Linked DNA regions of Homo sapiens: region 2 is linked to region 1. Evidence: read pairs that join two places in POLR2A ChIA-PET (ENCODE). Cell type or tissue: PC-9. All regions are shown on one strand. Each heading gives the region's core, and the rest is flanking DNA. Links, peaks and the distances in the headings are about the cores only. Region 1 has its middle 290 kb from the start of GRIP1. Region 2 has its middle 220 kb from the start of CAND1.

Region 1 (10,782 bases), core at 132-8,131:
TAACGGATTTTCAAGGTTCATTTTGAGAATCCACACAAGCCACTCCATGCATCATCAGTGAGACCTAAGAAGCCAGGCTATTTTCTCTTTTCATTATGGATGCCCTTTACACATCTCCTCACCTCCTAACAGCTGTCATGGCAACATTCTCCTCTGTCAGATGAGAAAGCAGCAAGACTCATCCTCTTAATGCATGAATGAACCACAGAGGCTTCTGAATAACAGAATTCCCCAGAGTTTGGATGACACTATTGCAAAATGCAGTTTTGCAGTTTCTGCCAGACAGTCTGCTTTCAAAGTAATGCCTTCTCCATACTGACACTTCACACTGTGATGACAAAATGAGGAGGAGATGAAAGAGATGGTTCTTCTTTACTTTCCATTTGTGACTCTATGTATTTTGTCCTTAAATAGCAGGTTGTAAAAAGACAATGAATAACATGGGTGCTGAAGAATATATGGACTATATAAGATTCTAACAACTAAAGGACACTGTTGTTCTTGCATATATTTATAAGGAGAAATCAAAGAATTGCTGTATTCCAGAAATAAACTGAGTAGCATGAATACCAAAAGTTTTATTCAGCAGAAATTATTGAAACTGGAAAAAATGGTTCGGCTAATAATTCTACAAATGAACACATGAGTAGGTATACTTACATTGATTTTTCTAAAATAAAATGTATTTCAGCAGTTTTAGATTTATAGAAAAATTACAAAAATTGCAAAAATTACAAATATTACAGTTTCACCTATTTGTTTCATCGCTCCACTTATATCAACCCAGAGAGTTTCCCCTATTACTACACGTTCTAAGTGCACATTTGCTACAACTAAAGGACCAATATTGATACATCATTATTAACTAAAGTCCATACTTTATTCAATTGTCTTCATTTTACCTAATATTATTTTCTGTTCTAGGACCCCATCCAAGAAAACATATTTCATTAGCTGTCATGTTTCCTTACGGTCCTCTTGGCTCTAACAATTTCTGAGATTTCCGTTGGTTTTAATGACCTTAACAGATTTGAGGAGTATTTATCTTTGTAAAATGCCATCAATTAAAATTTGTCTGACGTTTTTCTCATTATGAGACTGGAGTTATGTATTTTGGGAAGGAAGACCACAGAGGTGAAGTGTTATCTTTATCACATCATACATAATAGCAATAGTGCTTATCACTGCTGATGTCTTGATCATCTGGCTGTGAGTAACTACCATAAAGTCGCTTCCTTGCCCTTTCCACACTATACTCTGAAACAAAGTCACTATGCATAACCTACACTTTAAGGAGTGGAAAATTACCACTTTCTTGAGAGTGAAGTATCTGCATCAATTGTTTGGAATTCTGTAGGAGATACTGCTTCTTCTCCTCCATTTATTTATTTTTTGTATAGATACACCACAATTTGTTTATTCATTTACCTATTGAAAGATATTTTTGTTGTTTCATTGTTTCTTCTTTTCTAATGTAAGCATTTAGTGGTATCAGTTGTTCTCTAAGCATTGCTTTCCTTGCATCCCACAATTTTTTGTGTTTGTTTTTGTTTTATTTTGCTTTTAATTGACAAATAATAACTGTACACATTTATGTGGTACAGTGTGATGTTTTGATACATGTATACATTGTGTAACAATAAAACCAGGGTAATTAGCATATCTATCACCTCAAATATGTGTCATTTCTTTCTAGCTACTTCAAAATATATGCAACATGTTATTGTTAACTCTAGTCACCATACTATGCAATAGAACATTAGAACTTATTTTAGGTGAAGTTTTAAATACTAAAATTATTTTACGAAAATAAGCACAGCCATTTAAGTATGTTATTCACAGTTGTACTGCTACTGCTAGTATATGGCAAGACAGGAGTTAAACTCACAATTTTTTATAAGTTATATTTTAAATTTTATTTTATTCAAAAAATTTTTCAAGTGCCTGGGTCTCACTATGTTGTTCAGGCTAGACTCAAACTCCTGGGCTCAAGAAATCCTCCTGCCTCAGCCTCCCAAGTAGCTGAGACTACAGGCTATTCAAAATACTCTTAAATTTATCTTGTGACCTCTTCAGTCATGTGTTATTGTGAAGGGTGCTGTTTAATCTGTAAATATTTTGGCATTTTCCAAATATCTTTCTGTTATTGACTTATAGTTTAATTTCACTGCAGTCTGAGTACATACTTTGTATAATTTCTATTCTTTAAAATTTGTTAAGGTATGTTTTATGGCCCAGGATGTGATCTATCTTGGTGAATTTCCATGCAAGCTTGAAAATGTGGATTCTGCTATTGTTGGATGGAGTGTTTTATACATGTCAATTAGATCAAGCTGACTGATAATGCTATTCAAGTCAACTACGTCCTTACTGATTTTCTGCTGGCTTGATCTATCAACTAGTGAAAGAGGGGTGTTGAAGTCCACAGCTACAATAGTCAATTTGTTATTTTGAAATTGTGCCTCTTTGCAAGTTCATCAGTTTTTGCCTCATGTATTCTGATTCTCTGTTGTTTGGTGCATATGTTTTTATGATTATGTCTTCCTGGAGAACTGATACTTTTATCAGTCTTAATGTCCCTATTTATCCCTGATAATTTCCCTTGTACTGAAGTCTGCTTTGTCTAAAATTAAGATAGTGACTCCAGCTTTCTTTTGATTGGTGTTAACATACTGTATAATTCTCCATCCCTTTACTCTTAACTTGATGCTTTATATTTAAAGTGGGCTTCTTGTAGACAATAAGGATTTGCCTACGACTCTAGGTTTCCTATGTTTTATATATTTTTTTCTTATTTTGCCTTCTCTTGCTTTAATTCTCCCCTCTTGTTCTTCTTTCTCCCGTTTTAATTGAGCGTTTTATATAACATGTTATCTACTCTCTGAGCATCTCAATTATATTTCTTTTAACTTTTTTAGTGGTGGTTCTAGAGTTTGCAATATGCATTTTAAACTAATCTAAGTTCAGTTTCAACTAATACTATGCCATTTCATGTGTAGTTCAGATAACTTAAAGTATTTCCAATTCCTCCCTCCAATCTCTTATGACATTGTTGTCATTCATTTCACTTAACCATATGCTATAATTATCTAATACACCGTTACAATTATTAGTTTAAACAAAGTTTTCTTTTAGCTCAATTAATGAGAAAAGCAAAAGATTTTACTTTACCTTAAATTTATTCCTTCTCTGATGTTCTTTCCTTAATGTTGATCTAAGTTGCTGAACTATCATTATTCTTTTCTCTGAAGAACTTCTTTTAACATTTTATAAAGAATAGGTATGCTGTGCTAATAATAAATCCCCTCGGTTTTGCTTATGTGAGAAAGTCTTTATTTCTCCTTCACATGTGAAGGATAATTTTTATGGATTTAGAATTCAAAGTTGATGAGGGTTTATTTTTCTTTCAACTCTTTAAGTATTTTTCTTCACTTGCATAGTTTATGATGAGAAGTCCACTGTAATTCTTATTCTTGTTTCTCTATAGATATGGTGATCCCCACAACCCCAGGGCTTCTTTCAAGATTTTTTCACATTCCGAAGTTGAATGTCATATATCTAAGTATAGACTTTGTGGAATTTATTCTACTTTGTGTTCTCTGAGCTTCCTGGATCTGAATTTAGGTTAGATGTCTGTCATTAATTTTGGAAAATTATCAGTCATTATTACTTCAAATATTTCTCTTGTTCCATTCTTATTTCTCCTTCTGATCTTCCAATTACCTGTATATGTATGTTTCACCTTTTGAAATTGTGCCAAAGTTCTGAGTTCTTGCATCTTCTGTTGTTTGTTTGGTTGGTTTTTGAGACACAGTCTCACTCTATCAAGCAGCCAGAGTGCAGTTAATAGCTAACTGCAGCCTCCACCTCCCAGGGTCAAGTGATCCTCCCAATCCTCCCACCTTAGCCTTTTACCATCTCAAGTAGCTGGGACCACGGGCATATGCCACCACGCCTGGCTAATTTTTTTTATTTTTTTAGAAACAGGGTCTCACTATGTTGCCCAGGCTGGTCTGGAACTCTTGGGCTCAAGCAATCCTCCTGCCTCGGCCTCCCAAAGTGCTGGGATCACAGGTGTGAGCCACCATGCCTGGCTCTTTTTTTTCCCATTCTTTTATTTTTGCATTTCAGTTTGGGAAGTTTCTATTGACCTATCTTCAAGATTACTGAGACTTTTAAAAATCGTGTTAAGTCTTCTGAGTGACCCTTCAGAGGCATTCTTCATTTCTGTTACTGTGTTTCTAATGTCTAGCTTTTCCTTTTGATCTTTTCTTAGCTCTTTCATCGCTCCACTTACATCACCCCTCTGTTCTTGCATGTTATCTACTTTTTCTATTAGAGCCCTTAACATATGAATCATAGCTACCGAAATTCCCTGTGTGATAATTCCAAAATCTGCGTCACATCTGAGTCTGGTTCTGACGCTTGCTTTGTATCTACAGGCTGTTTTTCCTTGCCTGTTAGCATGCTTTGTTGAGACAGGGTCTTACTTACTCTGTTGCCCAAGCTGGAATGCAATGATGTGATCACAGCTTACTGCAGTCTTGACCTCCTGGGCTCAAGTGATCCTCCCACCTCAGCCTCCTAAGTAGCTGGGACTACAGCCATGCACCACCATGCCAGGCTAATCTTCTTATTTTTTGTATAGATGGGGTTTTACCATGTTGCCCAGGATGCTCTTGAACTTCTAGCCTCAAGTCATCTGTCCACCTTGGCTTCCCAAAGTGCTAGAATTATAGGCATGAGCCATGTGCCCAGCCTCATCTGTGTAATTTTCTGTTGAAAGCTAGACATGATGTATCAGATAACAGGAAATGAGGCAAAAAGGACTTCAGCTTGAGGCTTATCTGTCTAAGATTGGGTTGTATATAATGTTTGCTATAAATGTGGTTGTCAGAGGTTTCAAAGTCCTCTAGTGTCTTTTTTTTTTTTTTTTTTCATCTCTCCTGTTGTCTTTGGACTTTCCTGAGACCCCCTCTCCTTGGCCAGCCAGTGTCTGTCTGCATCTTGCAGCTCTTTCAGCTGTAATCCACTGTTATTATAAGGAGCCCTGTTGCTGTGGTGGTAAGGAGTGGGGAAGGGAAACATTCCATTTTCTTAGGATTACATCTCAATCTTTTGGTGGGCCTATGTTGCTGTACTGTGACCTTTACAAATGTTTCTTAACCTTTTTCCTCCTTCCTTAGTTGACACAGGAATCTAGAGGTGCCTCGAGTCAGAGAACTATCTTCTCCCCAGATGGGATAAGACTCTGGTAAAGCCCTTTTCCTTGGAGAGTAAGTCTTTATCATAGAGAACATTCTGAGCGCACTTCAAAGTCATTACTTTCCCCTTCCCTTTGCCAGAGCCAGGACAGGGTCTATCTTGGCTCTTTGCTGTGAAAACCTGACGGGTTTCCGGGAGGTAAAATCCATGTACGTGTGAGACCCTTTCTCAGACTCCTGCGCCTAGGAGTTCCACTCTCAAGCTAGTCAACACTTAGCCTCCAGCAATTCATCAAAATTACTATTTAAATGGCCCTTCTAGTCTATGGTTCCAGTTGCTTCTGCTGTAGGTAAGCAAATCTTAGCTGTGACTGTCTGAATGTACCTATTTCTTCAGATTTTGGGGTGGCAAGTGATTTGCCCTGAGATTGCTGACAGTTCCAGGAAAACTTACCAAGTTTTACTTGCTCAGGTTTGGAAGGGAGTGAGGACTCCCAAGCACTTTACATGCTGGAGTGCCTTACTTTGTTTTTTTCATATTCCTATTTTCAATACTTACTTTATAGAAACAGAAATGTTTGCTTAGAAAAGTATTTATTGAGAATTCATGGCAAACTTAAGGAGAATAATAGCATGCTTGGGAAGAGAAAAATTGATTCACTCATTCAATAAATATTTGTTGAGCACCTATTATGGTGCTAAGACACTTGCTGGATAGCAACTGGATAGTAAGGTATGGTGAAAAAGACAGCTATAGTCCCTGCCCTTGAGGAACTTATATTCTAGTGAGGGAGACAGAAAAAGGATATATGCATGAAAATAGTAATCACAGTCTTTAAGAAGCTCATCAAAGGGATAAGACAAAATATAATCATCACAGAGAGTATAAATGTCTGAGTGCATTGTAACAAGGTAGTTTAGCAAAGAGAAGAGATGGTATGGGTTTGAATATTCTGAGACCTGAGGAGAAGTTAGAAAATAAGTAGAATTAAGTTTGTGAAGAAATGTCACTTTGATAAAGGGCAAAGCAATAGCAAAGACGCAGAGGCAGGAATCAGAATAACGTATTTCAATATAGCCAGTTCAGCTTGGCTGCAGTGTAGTTTTCACTGCAGAAGAGTGGGAGAGAATAAGTGGAAAAGCTGGTGAATGCCAGAAGCGGAAATGTGTTGCTCAACAAGAACCGCGAGGACCTTGTTGTTAAAACATTAGCCAATGGGTGGAATGGGAAAAGTACTAAGCTAGGATTCATGAGGACAGCTAGCATTTGCCATTAACCAGTTGTGGGTCTTTGGGCAAAACTGTCTGACTCTGAGTCTGTGTCTTCATCTGCAGTAAAAGAAACATTGAATTGCTGAGTCTTCTTCCCACTTAAACACCCTAAGGTTCTGGGTAGGAAACTCTTCTACATCACTCCAAAAAGTAGGAATCTAGTCTCTGTCTGAGTACTTCAAATGACAGAAAGCTTACTATTCTTTGAGGCAGCCAGTTCAACAGCTCTGGCACTGAACAGTTAAAATTAATAGAACAGTTTTGTTAGAAATGAGCTGAAATCTGCCTTGCCATAATTCACTCTGTTGAAAGTTCAAAACTTCAGAGCAGCTCTGCCCAACAGAACTTCTTACAAAGATATAACAGTCCAATTCAGCAGCCATGTGACCACTGAGCACTTGAAATGTGCCTACTATGAGTGGAAAGCTGAATTTTTTATTTTATTTAATTTTCATTTAAATAGTCACATGTGACCAGTGGCTACAGTGGTGGACCACCTAGCTCTAAAACAACCCCAAATAAACTTCTTCCTTCCACATAACAGCTCTTCAGATATGTGTGACAGTTCATTAACGACCTGTCCTCAAGCTTTTCTTTTTCTAGCTCATCACAGTGAAATGCTCTAACTATTGTTCATATGGTATATTTTGCAGCCCCATGTTCTTACTAATGCATTCTAATTCATGCACACTCAGCTAAGGTCCAAAGATGCTTTCCAGAAACCATGAAACCCCTAAACTTACATGCAAATCTGTTGTGTATTTGCACATTATTTAGAGGAGAGCTTTTAGGGCCGCCTTCACATTCTCAAAGGAACTCCTGGCCCCCAAACAGGGTCCGGGGTGAAAAGAGAAGATGAAAGAAAAATGGGATACAATGGCAGTATTAATGATAGCCCTGAAATGTAACATAACAAATGAGAGGCTGAGATGAAAGCAGACCTTAGGAACCCTAGTGCCTAGGCTTGTTTCTATTTCAACACCACCTGTGTATTTTCACACAAGAGTTGCTTCAATGTCTTTTTAAAACACAGCCACCATTTTTTTCTATAAACACAGTAACATGTAATTTTTATAAATCTATATGTCATGTAAAACTGTTATTTTTTCAGTAGAACCATTGTTGAAAAGTATTTTTTAAATATTAAAAACACTCCTTAATACAAACAAAAAAAACCCACATTATGTAGGTTATTCAGGGGTTTGGGGTAGGTTTTTTTCTTTAACTTTTTTCTCTTTTGACAGGAAAATGGTTATTTTTTCCCTTTTTTCCTTTTTCATTCTTTTTTTTTTTTTTTTTTGAAGGAAAATGTACTTCAAAACCCCTCTTTCAGCCTGTTAAAACCATTTGTAATTCCCCTGGTTCAGATCCTACCGCCTCCATATAGGAGAGTGTATTTTGAAAAGATCTTTGAATTCTGAATAAATTCATCTTACTAAATCAAAAGACCTATGTATATCAAAAAATCTGACCTCTATTGGCTTAAATCAAAGCATCACAACTCTGCCAGTATTTATCCTATTTTTAAAGAACTCTAGGAAAGATAATTCTGTTACCTCAAATGGTAATTCATTCCAATGCCATCCAGTAAAAGACCACATATAACATGACCCTAAAGTAATTTTGTAGGTACCATATTGCCTTTACCAAGAGTACATATCAGGTACAAGTGCATCAGCTATGTGATGGTTGTAGCTTCTCTTTACTACCATCCTAATGTAATCCAGGCATTAAAATTATATAAGAAGACCCTTCAGCATATTGAATATTGAACTCTAGAGTTTTCCTAGAATACACAGTTAGAAGGCTTTTCTTTTCTTTTCTTTTTTTTTTTTTTTTTTGAGTCAGAGTCTCACTTTGTCGCCCAGACTGGAGTAGTGTAATGGCGTGATCTCGGCTCACTGCAACCTCCGCCTCCCTGGTTCAAGCCATTCTGCCTGCCCTAGCCTCCTGAGTAGGTGGGGATTACAGGCGCCTGCCAACACGCCCAACTAATTTTTGTATTTTTAGTAGAGATGGGGTTTCTCATGTTGGCCAGGCTGGTCTTGAACTCCTGACCTCAGGTGATCCTCCCACCTCAGCCTCCCAAAGTGCTGGGATTACAGGCATGAGCCACCGCACCTGGCCTGGTCTTTACTTAAGTATTACCTTCTCTGTGAAATGATCCATCTAAAATCTCAACCCCCACTCCATACACATACATATTTCTTACCTCCTTGCTTGCTATCTTGTTTCTCCTTAGTACTTATACCCATCCAACATGCGATAACAGACTTATTTATCTTATTTGTTAACTTATTTATTGAGTATCTTGTCCAACTAGAATATAAGCTTCATGAAGGCAGGAATTTCAACATCTAGAACACTGCCTAGCATTCACTATGTAGTTGTTGTATAAACTGCATAAATCCATATAAAAGTTGAAGTGAAAAGATGAAGTAAAAATGAACATAATTTTGACATTGTCTAAACTAAAATTCCCATTTAAACACGGATATTGTTCTCTGGAATTTTTAAATAAGATATAAAAATAAAACGCTCATTATAAAAAGTCAAAATGAAGTTCTTAGCAAGGTGTCTGGTGTACAGTAAGCGTTCAACAAATGTTTGCTATTATTGATTTTTACTGCACATTTTCCTTATGATAAATTCTTAGAAGTATCCAGGTCATAGACAGAGGCACATATATTAAGTGCCTAATTAAGTGTAATTTTCAGGGTCCCTCATTTCCTAAAGCTTCTTCCAAGACGTAAAAGGGATCCTCGAAATGTGTTCAATGGCTCTGCTTTTGTAAAATTTGTAAAAATAAAATATTTCAACTGGATCTGTTATGACTGCTGTTGCCATCCACTGCAATTTTCCTCTCATCAAACATTCCTTTAAATTGACTGCACTGAAGGAGACATGGACATTTTTGGAATCTGGGGGGTCAAACTGACTTTGGAATTATACTTTATTTTGGTTTAGTGGCTTTTTTATATGGATTTGGGGTCACCTCCAGGGATAGGTATTGATAGCTGTTCCAGACTAGAAAAAAAGGCAGGAATATTCCTACTGCCCCTCATTCCATCTCACCCTGCAAGGTCAGAGGTCACATCACAATGAAAACACCTCTTGCCAAGCCTGGCACCAGAAATATATGAGTAGTGAAGGAGAAACAGCATGTAAAATGTATAGAGCCACAAGCTAGTCTGTAGAAAATTCTTCCAATCATCAGGTATCTAAAATTGTAAACAAAGGATTCAGTTTCCATCAGTGGCTAGACTAAACGAAGGCTCTCTCCTGTCAGAAACATATTCAATAATGCAGTATATGCAATTACAAATGCAACAAACCTGTGGCAGTGCTACAAATAGCAAATTTGTGTGCGTGAGAATTTTCAGGTTTTATGCAACTATTAACAATAAAAAATAGATTTCCACCTACCATGATAGAGGACTTATCTTTCCTGTCTTTTTGTAGAAAATAGTACAAAACCATCGTCACATGAAAAGGCAATCAAAGAGTAACCAAAATAATATAATAAATAAAATAGAGGAGTGTCAGAAAGTCAATTACTAAAAAATGTTAAAAACATAATACATGCATTCTGTTCAAGGGCAAAATACAGAGACCAGTTAGGAGAGTGTTCCCATGATCCAAGAGAGACACGATGGAGGTTTGGACCAAGGCACTAGCAGCAGAGGTGACAAGAAGTTGCAAATGTGTTTTGGTCTGTAGTAGTCAATGGACACAGATGAATGATACATTCTGAGGCAGTCAGAGCACAGCTGTTAAGAGCCATGCCCTGGAGCCAGACTGATTCCCAAGTTTGCCTCATAGAGATGGATTTTGTGATGTTTATGGTATTTACCAATTTCATAAAAATTTGTTGTGATTTTTTCTCATTCGAACTAAATATTTAATGTCATACCTAAATTTGTATTTATAACTTTGGGATCCTTTTTTAAAAGAACTCTCTCCCTTCCCCAGTTGCATAGGCTTGGGCTCCACAAACCCTGTATCTGCCTTTGGTCACAGAGTATGTAGATTTTAAATTTTGACATGCATCGCTTAATTTCCCATTGGAAAGATTATGCCCATTGCCACTCCTGATTTCCTTAAAACTTAACCAACATTGGCTATTATCAGTTTTTCTCAATTTGGCCAATTTGATAGGTGAAATTTTAATTTGTGATCCTTTGATTACCAGTGATACTGAACATATTTTCATGTATGTATTGGTGATTTATATATCGCTCCTCACAGACTGTCCAATCCAGTCCTTTGTCATTTTTCTGTTAGAAAGCTGGTCTTTATTATTTGG
Region 2 (12,820 bases), core at 1,982-9,981, 83 kb after region 1:
AACATATCAGTAAAACCAAAGATGTTTTAGAAGCTCAATAAAATCACAAATTCTGGTAGTTTTAATTATATTAAATTGTCATGGTTGCTTGGATATAAGTTCCAATTTTCCTATTTAAACAGAATTTTGCAAACATATAGTAAATAATGACAATTGAGTTTAATGTTCACTTTACTAACTTAAAAAACACATTCTTATTATAGAAAATTTGAGACACAGCAAAAAATAATGTTTTTTTAAAATTTATCCACAATCCAATTGCAAGATAACTTAATATTTTCATGTATTTCCTTTCAATCTTTTTTCTGTTTTATTTCACACTGTTGAGGTCAATATGTATACAATTTAACATTCCCCTTTTTATACCCAAAATTTAAAGTCAGCATTTCCCATGTTATGCAAATCTTTTAAAAAATCATTTGGGGAAGAGATTTTGTCTGTTTTGTTCACTGTTGTCTCCTCAGCATCCAAATAATGCCTGCACAGTTTAGGCACTGAATTAATATTTATTGAATAACTAATAAATTCTGTAATTGATTACTGATTGCCATTACCCCATTACCGAAGCACTGCACATTTAGGTTGCTTTCAATTTTTCACAATTATGGGCAATGCCATATTCTATCTTTGTGGAAAAGCTTTTTCAGTATTTAGGATTATTTACTTGGGATCAAGTTCCAGAAGTTGAATTACTGAGTCACGGTTTGTATAAACAATTTTTAGACATCCTATACCTATCATCAAATTGCTTTCTCCAAAGCACTACCTGTTTCAGCACACCTTGTGAAAGCACTGGACAGCCTCTTTTTTATAAAGCTTTTCTAATCACATAAGTAAAAAACAGTTATTTCATATGGTTCTATTTGTAAGTCTTTAATTGCTAATATTATTTCCCCAAATATGTATTAGACATTTACATTTGTGGTTCTTAGTCACCTGGCCATATCATTTATCAATTTATTTATTCACTCTGTATTCCTTGGGCCCACAGAACACACTGTTCTATTCCCTGCATGAGCTTCCTCTAGTCTTATTTTGGGAAAAAAAAAAAAAGGTATTCCTGTTAACTCTTTCATATAGATTTCATAATACTTGAAATTTGTTTACATACACTCAGATCACACACACACACACAAACGTGACAAGATTTTTAAAATATTGTTGCTTATAACAACATATACATTGTAGAAACATTAGGAAGTACAGATTAGGAAGAAAGAAAAGTTAGCCAAACTCTCAAAAGTTACAGATATGCACCGTTCACACTTTAGTACACGTTTGCAAATTTTGCTCTATGCATATACCTTTTTAAAAATTTTATATATGTAAACGTATACATATACGCACACACATACATTTTTTTTTTTAAAGATGAAGTACTGCTCTGTCATGAAGGCTAGAGTGCAGTTGCTCAATCATGGCTCACTGCATCCTCAGCCTCCCAGACTTAAGCAATCCTTCCACCTCAGCTCCCAAATAGCTGGGACTAAAGGCACTGATATGGTTTAGCTGTGTCCCACTCAAATTTCATCCTGAGTTGTAACTCCCATAATTCCCATGTGTCATGGGAGAAACCCGAAGGCAGGTAATTGAATCATGGGGGTGGGTCTTTCCTGTGCTGTTCTCATGATAGTGAATAAGTCTCACGAATACCTAACAGTTTTTAAAATGAAAGTTTCCCCACACAAGTTCTCTCTTTGCCTGCCACCATCCATGTAAAACGTGACTTGCACCTCCTTGCCTTCCACCATGATCGTGAGGCCTCCCCAGCCACGTGGAACTGTAACTCCATTAAACCCTTTTTTCTTCTTAGTCTTAGGTATGTCTTTATCAGCAGCATGAAATGGACTGATACAGACATGTACTCCCACACCTGGCTAATTTTTTTTATTTTTTGTAGAGACAGGGTCTCACTATGCTGCCCAGGCTGGTCTCAACACCTGGCCTCAAGCAATCCTCCCACCTCAGCCTTACACAGTGCTAGGATTACAGACACAAGCCATTGCACTCAGAACCATGCACCGTTCTTAGAACATACGTGGGATCATATATGCATACTGTTTTGTAATTGTTTTTACTTAATTCTGTTTCATAAACAATTTCCCATGTCATCAAATATCCTTCATGACATTTTTCATGCTAAGAGAATACCATAGGAGGTAAAACCATAGACTTTGAGGACAGGTCTAAGCCCAAATTTTGCCTCCGACATCTTAGCTATAAGACTTAGCTTATTTTGGCACATATACACCATGGAATACTATGCAGCCATAAAAAAGAATGAGTTCATGTCCTTTGCAGGGCCATGGATGAAGCTGGAAGCCATCATTCTCTGCAAACTAACACAGGAACAGAAAACCAAACACCGCGTGTTCCCACTCACAAGTGGGAGTTGAACAATGAGAATACATGGACGCAGGGAGGGGAACTTCACACACCAGGGCCTGTCAGGGGTTGAAGGGGATGGGGAAGGAGAGCATTAGGACAAATGCCTTATGCAAATGGGGCTTAAAACCTAGATGATGGGTTGATAGGTGCAGCAAACCACCATGGCACATGTTTACCTATGTTACAAACCTGCATGTTCTCCACATGTATCCCAGAACTTAAAGTACAATTAAAAAAAAAAAAAAAAAGACTTAGCTTCTTTAAGCCCTTTGCTCATTGATAAAATGAGGATAAAAATACCTATTTGAGATGAATTGTCACTTAAACTAAGTGAAATAACATAATTTATAAAACAATTAACAGTATGGTGATAATGGATGCTTAGTATTTGTCAAATTAATAAATAATTGGTAAAAAAAAGTTGTTTTGTTTTAATTGGCATTTCTTTGCATTTTTTGCGTATTTGAATTTCTTTTTTTTTTTTTTTGGTGACTTGTCCTATGTCAAATGTTTACATCTTTTCCTGGGGTGATTTTTTCATTGCTTTGAATTCATATATGTATTCATTCATTCAGCAATGATTTACTAAAAGCTACTATGTGCTTATTTTATTATGATATTAAACTTTTGTCTTTTATGTTACAAATGTTCTTCCAAGTTTACTATTTGCCTTTTAATTTTGTTTATGGTAGGTTTTGATGTATAGAAATATTAAATCTTCACGCAACTTATCCTATTTTCTATTTTTTTATAACATGCTCAGAAATTCCTTCTTTGCCCTAAGGGGATTCTTCATTATTTGGAGTGGAAAGAAAATAAAGCTGTCTTAGGCCTGAAATGAAGAAAAACAAAATAATTAGATTGATATAGGACCAGCTTTATAAAAGGTTCATTTTACACTGTAATTCATTGTTTAAGGGCAGGCCTACCATATTCACATTTGTGTTTCCAGCAACTAGAACAGCATATGACATGTAGTAGGGCCTCAATAAATGCCGAATTTGCTCAATTGGAAAAAAAAGAGCAGAGTTTAGAGGAAAGATTTTAATTAGAATAACACTACAGAACGGCAGAGAAAACATCAAGAAAGTTCAAAATCAAACATTCTAAAGCACTGATGTTCTTCTGTTGTTGAGGGAATTATACCTGCTCTTAAGATTTTTTTCAAGTCCCAAATGTCACTACTACTCTATGGTAGCATTTCTCCATGCATGTTCTGAACTACATTACCCTACAAGATGCTCCAGTAGCAAAGGTGTCCTATAACCAAATAAATGTTGCAACCTCTGCCCACTGCTTTACCCCTTTTCCTCAACTCACCCACAATCAAGAGGCACAATGAACTTTCATATAAACAAACACTGAGGAATTCTGCAGGTACCAGTTTTCACAGAACCTAAGGTCAGAGTTTGTCTGGCATGTCCAGAAAGGTAAGAGGAAACTACGGGAATGTCAGGACCTAGTAAAAAGCTAAAATCAGTATCCTGAGACTTAGGCAGATACTGAACAAAGCATGCACTTGGGACATAGTAAAAGAACAACGGAGGAGAGACAGACCAGCAGAAGACATTCAAAGATGTTGGCAAGACTTAGGGTATATGGTGTTGTGGGCAAGAAGTAAATGTCAGCATCCTGAAAAATCAGGTACCAGACACCAGGAACATAGGCAGAGCCTGAACATGAAACGGAGGGACTTGGCAGCAACATCAATCCCAACCACCAAGATCGGGGCTGGACTACAACCTGTGGGATGCCCATGGATGCTAGTCACTTGCTTCCTAGATAGGCTACTTGTTCAACATTCATCTACTAGAGGTAGGGTCAATGCACTTTGCAGAGAGATTTTTTTTAATGTCCACTATGATAGAAGAAGTTTTACATGAAGACTTGAATTAACTAGCACCATGTTCCTAATTTTTTTCAGTAATGTGTAGCACCCATGTAGATTGATACTCTGGCAAAAGATTCCGTAATCCTACTGTGACTGAGACTGAGTATCAAATGGAAGAAGCCATCAGCGAAGACCTCAATAACAAAGGAAGTTCCCCAGGAAGGGGTTCCCTGTATATTTTGTGTTGAAAGATTCAGCTGAACTGGGCTAGACAATAATACAGTGGGGTCAAAGAGGTAAAGCTAGTCATGAGTGGAATGGAAGCCAGGGAGCTCCTAATGGCTGTAAATAATGCAAGTTTCCAGTAGCAGAAGAGATCTGAGCTGGCAAAACGCATCCCGTCAGATCCCAGGTTAGGTTTGCCACAACCTCAGATCAGAAAGAAGCTTTGCTGTTTTTTGTTTGTTGTTTTTATTCATTAGCCATTAGTTGAACTGTTGAAACAAAATCCAAATCATCACATCTTTGCAGGTTCTCTATACTGAAAGAAAATAGTTTAGTATCTTTATTGTCTTGGTTTAACATATATTGAAAGCCTCACATTGCACAAAGCTATTCATCAAATGAAGTCACTGACAGGAAGAGAACTGGAAAATTGTGACTTAAAGAGCCTGAGGTCAGGCTGAACCACATATCAGTAACAAAGCAAATGGAGGCATATTCTTTAAAATCAATCCTTTATCCAGGTATGTATTATTCTATGACACGTTTGGAGGCCTTAAGTCTGACACAGATTAGCCTAGATAAATTTCTGGGTTATATTCATAATCATTTTTTCAAATATTTTTAACAAGAAGTTATTGTGTTACCAAATATTTATTTTAGCATGAGAAACTGGCAAATGTCCCCCTCCCTCAACCATCTTCATGAGACACAGGGATCTCCAAACATCCTGGAACTCACCTTCTAAAATGACCCTCAGGTAACTGCATCATGTGTAATAACAAGAAAACCTGGACATTGTTTTGTATAGGATCTTGTAATTACTACATTATTGTCTAAATTTTACTATTCTATATATAGCTATCATTACTGGTGGCCCACTCTTGACAGGTATTTTTACAGGTAGTCTTAAAATCTTTACAACAGGCCGGGCGCAGTGACTCATGCCTGTAATCCCAGCATTTTGGGAGGCCGAGGCAGGTGGATCACAAGGTCAGGAGATGGAGACCATCCTGGCTAATACAGTGAAACCCCGTTTCTACTAAAAATACAAAAAAATTAGCCGGGTGTGGTGGCGGGTGCCTGTAGTCCCAGCTACTCAGGATGCTGAGGCAGGAGAATGGCGTAAACCCGTGAGGCAGAGCTTGCAGTGAGCCAAGATCACGCCACTGCACTCCAGCGTGGGTAACAGAGCAGACTCTCTCTCAAAAATGAAGGGAGGGAGGGAGGGAGGGACGGAGGGAGGGAGGGAGGAAGGAAATCTTTACAACAACCCTGAAGAGTAGGTATTACTATGGTTATTTTACAAAGGAAGAACTTGAGAAGTCAAATAGTATGTTCAAATCTATAGGACCACTTAGTGTAGGAATTAGACTTAGAATCCAATTCAGATTCTTAAAGCCCAAATCTCTATCCTAAAATCAAGCTTCCTAGATTGTTTTCCCATAACAGAAGGAAAAAATTATATCAGTGAATATTCATTCTTCATCCACTGCATATATCCCAGATCTAACTGACTAGTTCCATGATGAGGAATCCATGAGGGGCCTTTGATTCATTCAGGAGTCTCCCTTAGGTTAAATAGTCTGCAGGAGGAAGGGGTAGATCACTCAGTCAACAAGTATTTAATGAATGCCTGAGGAATGCTGTGCCAGGCATTTAAAAAAATGTAGTAAAGTCATAAAATTGTTATTCTGATATTCCAAAGCTGGGGGATAAGGAGAGAAACCAAGCAGATACCTTGGGAATATAGAAGTATAGAATATCTCTTTCCTGCCCTATTGTTTAAAATGTAAACTCATTTTATCCCATTTACTCATTCACTTAACAAATATTAAACATCTACACCATGTCTTGACCCATGGCAGGCAATGTGGACACAAATAAGATTATGACACGATTGCTAACACAAAAATCATATGTCAGAATAAATATCGAGACAAAGATTTTCACTACAAAACATTCCTCTACTGTTTTTCTGCTTTAAAACATCATGTGTATCCTTGGGCCGGGCGTGGTGGCTCATGCCTGTAATCCCAGCACTTTGGGAGGCTGAGGCGGGTATATCACCTAAGGTCAGTAGTTCAAGACCAACATGGCAAAACCTCATCTCTACTAACAAAAAAAATACAAAAAATTAGCCAGGCGTGGTGGTGTGTACCTGTAATCCCAGCTACTTGGGAGGCCGAGGCAGGAGAATCACTTGAACCTGGGAAGTGGAGGTTGCAATGAGCCGAGATCGCACCACTGCACTCCAGCCTGGGAGACAGACAGAGACTCCATCTCAAAAAAAAAAAAATAAATATAAATAAAAATTAAACAATTAAAACATTTTTAAAAATCATGTGGATCCTCAACAGAGGTATATTTTAGCAGAAATAATTTGAAAATTTAGACATTAAAAGGCAGTTTTCAAGGACCACTCTATAGATTTCCAGTGGTGAAAGAGAAATTCACTGCTTACCGGCCATCTACCTATTTGTGGCAGGAGAGGAGGTAAAGTTTATTTAGGTCCCCAATTCTTCTTCATCCACAATGGGAAGACCAGGCAAGATATGGAATATAAATTGTTCCTGATTCTTCTTCCCCTGAAATCAAGATGCTTAAAGCTCAAATGTAAACCCTAAAAGCAATGGAAATCTTAAAAGTGAATGCAATTATATCATCATCTGCAAATCATTTCTCTTATGCTCTTAGTAACACAACCTGAGAGATTTCATTTATTTAACAGATATTTACTAAGCACCTACTATGAGCCAAGCACTCTTCTGTGTGTTGGGGATACAACAGTAACGAAACAGATAAAAATTCCTGCTTTCAAGTGGCTTCCATTAACAATAAACAGCAGGCATATAAAATACACAAATAAATGAGTAAAATATATAGTTTGTCATGTGCGAAAAAATAAAAATAAAAACACTACAGCTGGGGGCCAGGTGCAGTGGCTCACACCTGTAATCCCAGCATTTTGGGAGGCCGAAGTGGGCAGATCATCTCAGGCCAGCAGTTCAAGACTAGCCTGGCCAAAATGGCAAAACCCCGTTTCTACTAAAAATACAAAAATTAGTCAGCCATGGTGGTGCGCACCTGTAATCCCAGGTACTCAAAAGGCTGAGACAGGAGAATTGCTTGAACCCGGGAGGTAGAGGCTGCAGTGAGCCAAGATTGCACCACTGCACTCCAGACTGGGTGACACAGCAAGACAGTATTGAAAAAAAAAAAAAAAGTCAAACCCTATAGTACTCCAATATGTAGAAATCAGGGGCATGAGGGAAAAAACACCAACAGAGACCAAGAGGGAGTGGCCAGTAAGGAGGAGGAAAAGCAGCATAATGTGATAGACCAGAGGCCAACTGAATAAAGTACTTCCAGTAGGGGACTAATTATCTCAAATGTTGCCTACTAGTCAAGTAATACGTGATTGGAAATCGGCTACTGGGTTTACCAATGTAGAGGTTATTGGTTCTCTTCATAGGAAATAGAATAGGGCACAAAAACCTAACTGGACTAGGTTCAAGAGAGAATAACAACTACTATGGAGTTAATACAGGCAAATCTCTCATGGAATTTTGCTATTAAGGGAAGCAGAAAACTGGAGCAGTAACTAGGAAAATTGCAGATAAAGAGATGCCTGTTTTTAAAGTAGATGAAATAACTTCATGTTTGTATGCTGGAAATAATCCAGTAGAGAAGGCGACCCTGGTCATGCTGGAGAGAGGGGAGAGTATGCTGGAGCCGCTCCTGGAGTGGGCCAGAGGGAATGGGATGTGGTGCACAAGTGGAGGGTTAACCTTGGGTAAGAGTACACCGTTAGGCTTCACAGCAGTGAAGACAGACTATATGGCCACAGGTGAAGCAGAAGTTGTCTTCTAATTTCTTCTACTTTCTAAGTGACATAAGAACAGGATGCTTGAAAATGACACAAGACAGGGTTGTAGTTATTGGTAATGGTAAAGTCTAGGGCAGCAGCTCTCCGACATTTTGGTCTCAGGACTGCTTTACATTGTTAAAAGTTACTGAGGACTCCCAAAAGTTTTTGGTCATGCCTCTCAATATTTACCATATTAGAAATTAAAACAGAAAAGTTTAAAATGCAAGAATATACAAGTACAAATTCCTTTAGTGGCCTCTGAAAAACTAGTATGCACTCATAACAGAATAAAAGTCCAAAAGGCAAATAATGTTTTTATATGATTATGAGAATAGTTTTGGTCTCACAGACCTTCTGAAAGTATTTAGAGACCCCCCAGAAGCCACTGGGCCACACTTTGAGGACAGCTGGTCTGGGGTGTGTCTACAGAAGTGAGGATCCCAGGTATAGCCAGATATAACAAGTGAATGACAGGACAACATGGAACTGAGAAACCAAGAAATTGGAAGGACAATTCGTATGAATATTGAAATCACCAGAATGATCTGTCTAAGGGGGAGCTAAGTTTCAGTTACAGCAAGAAGGTGAGGGGGAAGTTAATGGAAGGGGCTGAGGATATAAGGGATTTTGCTGATAACAGACAATGAGTTCTTGATAGTATAGTAGAAGGGGGGATAAGGGATCCAAAAAGGAGCCATACCATGTCTATTCCAGTTACTCTTGCTGTGTAACAAATTATCCCAAAACATAGCTTCCTTTTAAGAACCATTTCATTTTGCATATAAATTCCATGGTCATGAATTCAGACAGGACACAGTGAACATATCTAGCATCTATTGCATGATGTCTGGAGCCTTAGCTATGAAGACTCAAAGCTTGGGGTGGCTCAAAAACTGGGGCTTAAAATCATCTGAAGGCTCATTTAACCACTTGTCTGGTGCCTGGGCTAGGAAAACTGGAAGACCAGGACTGTCAACCAGAGCACCTACACATGTCCTCTCCATGTGAACTGGCTTCCTCACAGCATTGTGGCTTCAGTGTAGTTGAAAGTATGGTAGCTCAGGATTCCAGGAACAAGTGTTCCAGCTAGCAAGGGGGAAGCTGCTTTGACTTTTGCATACCAGCCTCAGAAGTCATACAGTGTCACCTCCAGCATTTTCTACCTGTTAATCAGCCACAAGCCTGCCCAGTTCAAATGGAGGAGACATAGACACTCAAGGGGAAAACTCTCCCCCAAAATTTTGAAAGCCATATTTTAAAACCAGCCCATCATCATCTGTTCAAAAGGATCAATTTCTAAACACTGAGAGATGAAACTTGTAAGAGCATTACATATGCCACTGAATAATCTTCCTGTTATGGACTGAATGGTTTTGTTTTGTTTTGTTTTGTTTGTTTGTTTGTTTGAGATGGAGTCTCACACTGTCACCAAGGCTGGGGTGCAATGGCATGTTCTCGGCTCACTGCAACCTCCGCCTCCCGGGTTCAAGCGATTCTCCTGCCTCAATCTCCCAAGTAGCTGGTATTACAGGTGCCCAACACCACGCCTGGCTAATTTTTATATGTTTAGTAGAGACAGGGTTTCACCATTGTTGGTCAGGCTGGTTTCTTTTGAACTCCTGACCTCAAGTGATATGCCCACCTCGGCCTCCCTAGGTGCTGGAATTACAGGCGTGAGCCACCGTGCCTGGCCGGACTGAATGTTTATGTGGCCCCCAAATTCATACATTGAATCCCTAACCCCCTGTGTGGTTGCATTTGGAGATTAAAGGTCTCTAAGGAAGTAATGAGGGCTAAATGAAGTCATAAGGGTGTGCCCTGATCTGACAGGATTAGTGTCCTTATAAGAAGAGACACCAGAGAGCTTTCACTCCCCTCCCCGCTCTCTCTGCACTACACCTACCAAGAAAAGGCCATGTGAGCACACAGCAAGAAGACAGTCATCTGCAACCCAAAGGTAAAGCCCTCCAGGAACCTGGCACCTTGATAATGAATTTCTACCCTCCAAGAACGTAAAAAAAAAAAAAAAAAAACTCCTGTTGTTTAAGCATATAGTGCTTTACTGTGGAAACCTGGGAAGACTAATACACTGCCCTTCCTTCTTTTTCCAGTATGATCATTAGGGTCTGGGAGGGTAAGGGTCTGAGTAAATGCAGTTATTGAGTATAGAGCCAATGCTATTATCATAATTTTATATTACTGTGAGCAATAACAACAACAACAACAACAAAACAGGGCTACCCTTTGGTGGCAAGTATCTTATATGTATATCAGCATTCAGGCTCACTAACAAAGCCAGATGAGGCGCTTTCTCAGCAGATGCAGCACTACAGGTGTCTGATTCTAGCCTGGCAAATTTTCATTTTCATAACTAAAATTACAGGGAGAAAATGTGAAATGGTAACAAAGAAACTAAACTTATATTGCCTTGTTCAAGGTTTTCATTTAACGAAAATGTGCTCTGCACATACCAGAAAATTATACGTGTAAAAAGAAACACTTGAATTCATCTGTAAAATGCAATTCTAAATGCCACTTTTTTAAATCAACAATCCTGACACGAAGAGGACAATGTGAAAATCCTTACAACTATCAAAGTTTGATTTCATGAGGATATTAGTATATTCCTCTCAGTGGTTTACAATGGAATTTGTGAGTATCAGTAATAGTAGATATAAATATCAGACATCAGAAGATATGACGGAAGGAAACCATTCACAGATTATATACCAGAATAAACAAATAAATACCTATCACATTACTGTGTTATTCTCTACTGTTTTATCATCATTGCTTTTTTAATGTACCAATAGGTGAAAACTACATTCAGTACCTTTCTCAAATGATGAACTGTGCCTTAAAAAGACATAAATCCTAGTAATTTGTGATGTCAAATTGTGTATCAGATTTTCAATTGTCTATATTCAGACAATAAATGAAAGTGAAAAAGAAACACTTCAACAGTAAAAGGAAAAGACTTATTAATTCTAACATAAATTCACACAAGAAGTCTTGAGTACATGTAGTGATCTATTCTAAACATCTTTATTCAAAATACAAAGTACACCTTAACAACACATCAACACCTAACAGTAAATTCACACTGCAATTACACTACTGACTATGAGAAGAAATATGTCGGTTCTTGTGTTCATACGTTTGCCGATAAAATACAAAGGGCAGATTTCTAGTAAAACTATTAAGTGAGAAAAGTTTATGTGCAAGGAAGACTAGTAGAAGGTGCTGTTCAAAACTACTTGTCAGCCTCGAGCGATGTCATCTCTAAGCTGTTTAACCATTTCTATTTCTTTCTTTGCTGATGTTCAAAACATAAGAAGAGTCCACCTGGCAAAGGAATAGGATTCTTGTTTTCCCCTTTATCATACAGTCACCCTCCTTATCCCTGCCCTTTACAGTTTTAAGTTTTCAAGAAACTTAAACCACTTCAGATAGGGAACAGCAAAGAAAGAGAAAAAAGGAAAGGAGGAGCAAAAAATCAGATGTAAGTGTCTGATACTCTTCAAGGATTCAAAACTCCTTGACGAGTACAAAAGGAAAGAAGAACTAACATCTGTGTATCTTTGAGGGATTTAGAGAACATTGTGGCCAATGACCCTTATCACCTAGCATGAAGGCCCCCTATGTGGCACATGCCACATTCAACATGGCATTGGACCATAGAGTGGTAATATCTGCAGAAGGTGACTAAGACAGGTGGAACTGAGCACACCTCCCAAGATCCCACAAACTCCATCATGATTCAGAGAAAACAGTTAAGCACTCTCTGGCTGCCAGGAGAGATACAGAAATGCTGATAGGACAAGTACCTAGAAAAGGCCTCGGTAGAAGGTCACAAACCACAAGGATCTCACAACTAGACACAATGGTGAGGTCCAGGAAGTCCAAATGAGCTGCCAAGATGACATTCAAAGATCAAATAGGAAAAGTCTCATTTCAGTGGATACCAGGGCACAACGCCCAGCCACCAAATGTGCCAAGTCCAGAGCAGTAGACACAGTGAGGGTCACACAATGAATGAAATGCCCTTCACCCAGGGCAATAAGAATACTAACCTTTCCCCTTTGCTCAAATGTCATCTTGGGAGCAAAGGAAGGGAAAACCCTTGAGAAATTAGAGAACCCAAAATGATTTTTTAAACTAGAGACTAATGTGTTCTTAATTGACAAGATCTAATTTTTTCCTTTTCAGTGGGAATGGAAACTTGAAGGCAAGGTAAAAGCAGTTATGGGAAACAAATTATGTTTCACTTGTATATCTTAAAAGTAGTGTGTAAATTTGTAGGCACACATACACACACGCCCATCCTTCTGAACCATTATCTCCAACCCCAGCTATATAAGTATACTCTAAACCAGTACTATTCAAAATGTGCTCTATGGACCATGCCAGTCAAGAAACTGTTTATTACCTGCCCAAGGTTACATAAGTACTGAAAATGAGAGTGGGTGTTTAGAAATACTATAGCAATTTCACATTGCCACATCCAA

What was found. ChIA-PET counts read pairs that join two places held together with the same protein. Peaks named below come from ENCODE experiments on the same cell type or tissue, not always from the same donor. Only the 100,000 strongest peaks of a DNase experiment are listed, where the experiment ranks them.
Region 2: POLR2A ChIA-PET joins it to region 1 with 5 read pairs; 3 of 35 experiments call an interaction of 5 or more read pairs at or near these places.

Annotation. Positions count from the first base shown.
Region 1 is chr12:66,965,621-66,976,402 of GRCh38, forward strand. It overlaps a transcript of GRIP1 not described here. Among named protein-coding and RNA genes, the nearest start is that of GRIP1, 290 kb to the left of the region's middle. In PC-9, for the core only: no CTCF peak of the experiment used is centred there; no DNase peak of the experiment used is centred there.
Region 2 is chr12:67,047,111-67,059,930 of GRCh38, forward strand. It overlaps a transcript of GRIP1 not described here. Among named protein-coding and RNA genes, the nearest start is that of CAND1, 220 kb to the right of the region's middle. In PC-9, for the core only: no CTCF peak of the experiment used is centred there; DNase peaks (open chromatin) are centred at 6,081 and 9,441.